Regions from separate parts of the Mus musculus genome. Here region 1 is linked to region 2. Evidence: chromatin loops called from intact Hi-C (ENCODE). Cell type or tissue: left cerebral cortex. All regions are shown on one strand. Region 1 has its middle 32 kb from the start of Asb13. Region 2 has its middle 3.3 kb from the start of Gm35190.

What was found. Peaks named below come from ENCODE experiments on the same cell type or tissue, not always from the same donor. Only the 100,000 strongest peaks of a DNase experiment are listed, where the experiment ranks them.
Region 1: it touches region 2 in a loop (2.1-fold over the local background); 2 of 42 quality-filtered maps call a loop at or near these places.

The regions. Positions count from the first base shown.
Region 1 is chr13:3,664,549-3,667,048 of GRCm38, reverse strand. No RefSeq gene overlaps it. Among named protein-coding and RNA genes, the nearest start is that of Asb13, 32 kb to the right of the region's middle. In left cerebral cortex, a CTCF peak has its summit at 1,500 (motif pointing left); a DNase peak (open chromatin) is centred at 1,490.
Region 2 is chr13:3,769,391-3,771,890 of GRCm38, reverse strand. No RefSeq gene overlaps it. Among named protein-coding and RNA genes, the nearest start is that of Gm35190, 3.3 kb to the right of the region's middle. In left cerebral cortex, no CTCF peak of the experiment used is centred here; a DNase peak (open chromatin) is centred at 1,259; H3K27ac peaks cover 881 bases.

The DNA of each region.
Region 1 (2,500 bases), 100 kb after region 2:
GCTCAGCAGTTAAGAGAACATCCCTCTCTTCCAGAGGACCTGAGTTGCAGTCCCTGCACACATATCAGGCAACTTAGAACCACCTATAATTCTAGCTCATGAGAAACCAATGCTTCTGGCCACTGCTTGTGTCTCTAATCACATGTGTATGCCTACACACAGACACACTCATATTAGTTATGCATACACACAACTAAAAGTAATAAAAAATAAACCTTTTCTAATCTGGCTATAATTACACACTGAATTCCAGCACTGGAAAGGCAGAGACAGAGGATCCCTGGGGTTCAGTGAACCAATAGCCTATCCCAGTTGGAGATCCAGGATGGGGAAGAGACACTGTATTAAAAGCTAAGAGCTGGAGAGGCAGCCCAGATGTTAAGAGCTCCAGGATGAGGGAGAGGCACTGTATCAAAAGCTAACATGGAAGAGCTGGAGAGATGGCTCAAATGTTAAGAGTACTTACTGTGCTCGCCTAGAACCCACACGGCAGCTCACAACCTTCTGTAAGTTCAGTTCCAGGAGATCTGATGCCCCTTCTGACCTCCTCAGGCTTTGGCACATATGGATGTGCACACACATATACATAAAACTAAAATTAAATTAAATGAAAAACATAGGCAATGATTGAGGATCAATACTCTAGGCTCATTCACATGCACACAGACAGACACACGCACAAGCACACCGTACGTGCACACATACACATACACACATGCACACACACAGAGAAACAGACTGATAGATTGACACACACACATGCACACACATACACGTGCACAGACAGACTGACTGACTGATAAACACCCATGCACACACACACATGCACACTGAATTAGCCAAAGTGTGAAAAAATCCCATTACACGGAATGAACGAGCCCCCTGAGCACTGAAGCACAGCCTGGTGACTATAGTTAAGAACCATGTGTTGTAACCTTGAAGTTGGCTGAGTCTTCCTAAGGGGTTCCCAACCACACCAGACACAATATCTACTTTAGCTGTAGTGATCATTGCACAGCAGGTACATACCACAATATCACATTGTACCCCTAAACCTTACAGGATGTTGTCAATTGTAGTTCTACAAAGCTGGGGGAATGTCTCGAAATTTAAATTTCATTTTAAAAAAACAAAAGACAAAAACAGAACCCCGAGAACAGAAAGTGTCCCTTATCTGAACCCTTAGTATTTCAAGTAAATAGTCTAATGGCCGTGGAGGTAATACTCTCCTAAAGTCAATTAGCTCAGTTATGACATGAGATCTCTGTCCACCTCCAACTACTAGGACGCAACTGTATCCGTTGTCCCAGAGCCATAGAGGTTGCATGGACTATTAACTGGACAGCAGTGAGGGACATCTGAAGAACACCAGCAGGCCCAAGCAACTTCGAGAACCCCAGCTACCAGTTCCCATGAGTTGACAGACAGGAGGGTACTTTGACCAGACTGGTGCTTTGGTGCCTCCATGTGGCCAAATGTTTGAACAGCAAACTGGCTACAAATTAAGGTCTGGGCCGCCTGTCCTTCAGAGCATGGCCAAAATCATTAAGAAACTCTTGTGCAGGCTGGTGAGATGGCTCAGTGCTTAAGAACACTGACTACTCTTTCAGAGGTGCTGAGGTCAAACCCACCCACCCCCAACCGCATGGTAGCTTACGACACCTATAAAGAGATCTGATGCCCTCTTCTGGCATGTAGGTGTAGATGCAGAAGTAGATGTAGACGAAGACAGAGAACTCCTACATTTAAATGTATATTTAATATATAATTAACATATGAATATTATAATTAATATAATTTATAACATATAAGATAACTTTATAAATTTAATATATAGGTATGCATTATATATTATACATTATATATAATATATTGTATAAATTATATCTAAGTATATATGTATATATATAAGGGAAGGCAGACAGACAGAAAGAAAACAGAAAATGTGTGCATATTGACAACTCAGGATCACAAATTTGTGCTTAACTGTTGGCTGACAATATTTTAGAGTGATTCCTTGACTCAGCCAAACTGCTCCCCCATCTGTCCCTTTCCTAGATTCATGACTTTTGGGTTTGCTTAGTGACCCGTTGTGTTTAACCATCTTGTGACCATTAGCTTGGGACTGTCCACTGGAGCATGGGATCTTTTCTGGGTACATAACTACGTAGTGAACCTGGCCACCTGGGTCTCTTGTTTCTTCTCCAGACCCTCACTGCCATCTGCCAGTGCCAAGGACTTCCATGGCTGTTCACGGCTCAGTGTCCACCCAAGAAACAATAAGAAATAAAGGAAAAAGAGAAAACCAACCCGAGGGTTTGTAACTGCTATTCTCAGTGACTGCAGGTGATTGTGCTGGGTCTGCAAAGGGATGTGGTCATCATCAGCCAGACACGAGGGAGGAGGGCCCAGGGAGCGGTATGCCTTGGCACTGAACTTTCCCTAAGGCAGCCATGGAAGTCCTTGGCACTGGCAGATGGCAGTGAGAGTCTGGAGAAGA
Region 2 (2,500 bases):
GGGTCTCTCTAAGTTGCCCCAAGCTAACAGAGACGTTGTGGTCCTTCTGGCTAAGTCTCCTGAGTATTTGAGATGTATATCACCATACTATACTGGGGGCTTCCAATCTGACCCAAGCCCCTATGAGGATCAGATCAGTGATTTTTTTTTTTTTTTTTTGAGATCAGTAGGCTGAACTTCTGCACAGTAGTCCTCAGTACTAGAGGCATCTGTACTCTCAGAGTTTCTTCTACTTCCCCATCAAACTTTTGTTCTTTAGCTTATATCTTTGGGGAACTCTGTTCTCAGAAAACAAAACTGTTGAAACTTTACAGAGAAGTCAGAAAAGCAACTACTGCTTTGTCGGACAAGGGCCCAACAGGAGGAGACCGTGCCAAGTCTCCTTGGGGTAATGCGAAATGGGGCAATCAAGGACTGAGCTCCAATGAAGGGGGACAGAGTGTGGGGAAAGCAGGAGGGTCTCTGGACCCAACCCATATTTAGAGACCAAAGGATATGTAAGTAAGGAGCGGTCTACACATGTGGAAGGGAAAGGGAGACCGGAAGTGCAAAGAACCCAGGCAAGGAAGGGAGCAGGTAGACATTGGCACCTCACTCCTCTCTTCCTAGCAGGACCCCTCTCCCCAACCATGGGCTTTCCCAAACACAACCACAGTGTTCAGGGCCTGGAGGGTGGATAACATAGGGACCATCAGGGAGGCTCCCAGACAAAAGTCCCCAGCTTTTTATAAGAGAAGTCCCTGGGAAAGTGAGAATTCTGCCTTCAAAGCACCCTAAGATGCTCTACCCATAAAGGCCTGAGTAGGTGTGGTACAGCCCAGGAGTCTTGAGAGGAATCACAAGTTTCACCCAGTTTGACAAGGCTGGGAGTAGGTAGGGCTAGTTCTGAAGCTCTAACTTCCCTAGAGCAAGCCTAGGCTGGGAATGAGGCAGGGCTGCTTGGGGCTCATCCACCCCCTCTCTGAAACATTCTTGGCTCATCCTTGACATTTTCATATGTCATTTCGGTTTACCGTCAACTCTGAGGTGCTTCCCTGAGGCCATCGACCCTTCTCACTCCGTTTCACTATTATACTAGTGACTCCTTCTCTAAGGATCCCAAGGGACCCATCTTCTATAACACAGGCAGAGAAGTCACACAGCTCCGTTTGTAAGAGTGAGAATTCCCATAAGCCACTTACTTCTTTCTGATGCTCTGGTGCTTTTCCCACGATCTCCTCACACACCCACCATGCAACATTGTCTGCACACTCTTGCAAAATTACCCATCATGGCAGAACTAAATCCTCGTGGCACTGTGAGGAGCTTACACTAACTAGCCCATCCTTCTATTTCCCCCATGTGTGCCTGGCACTGCCTGTCAGGGAAACATCTCACATCTGAGCAGAGCCAATCTGCTCCCTACCCCAGGGTACAAGCCACAGAGTCTAACACCACTACTCAATTCAAAACCAAACACAGTCTTGAAGGAAAATTCATCAGCCTTGGCAGTGGGCCAGGCAGTTAAACGTGGATTCGGATCACAGATCATTTCTGCTAATTAAACAAATATTTTTCCAGAGCTGTCTTGGTTTCCGCTGTTGCAGTTGGCCCAAATTGCTGGCACACGCAGGATAGGAGCCATCCCCTGAATGTCTGTGTGGACCAGAGGGCAACAGACAGAGTTTTTGAAGTAACAGCAAAGCAGGTCTTCAAAGTGGAGACACTTTGTCCAAACAGAAAGAAGGAAAAGGGAACAAAACACTGGCCAGCGCTAATGGTCACAATCCTTGCACTTAGTGAGTCCTGCTTACAAGCAAGCCTGTGCTCACACAGCACTCTTACAGAATGCACTTTCTCCCTCCTACAAATCACACACACACACATATGTGCGCTCTCTCTCTCTCTCTCTCTCTCTCTCACACACACACACACACAAACACACGCATACACACGTGCAAGTAATCTAGAAATAGAATAAATTATTCCAAATTTTGAGACTTGAGTAGAGGTTTTTGTTCCTTCTCTGAAGGAAGTATAAGGCCAATCCCACAATGTTACTTAAAGAGCCAGACAGCCAGGTCACAAGGTCTCTATATGATGAAATTCACCATAGTCCTTCACTCTTAGAAAATGTATTGTTTACAAAATCCCTTTCACTAGACCCTGGGCTTAGGGCAACACCCAGGCACTGCATGTCTTGGATCAAGTTCAAGAAGTTTGTGGGTTCCCCAAAGCCTGCCGAGAAACAACCACAGTTTCCAGCCTTAGGAAGACGGTCATGGAGAAGTCAAGGTATTGCCATGCTCTGCACAGTGTGCAGGGTTGTTAGGGCTAGGGAGATAGCACAGCAGGTAAGAACATTGCTTCATCGATGTGAGGACATGCCTTCAAACTCCCATGTAAAGAGCCAGGTACAGCCACTCACCCTGCTCTTACCCCACCAATGTGGGACAGGAGAGAGGCAGGAGGATTACTATGACTGTGAGCTACCAACTTAGCTCCAGGTTCAGTGAGAGGC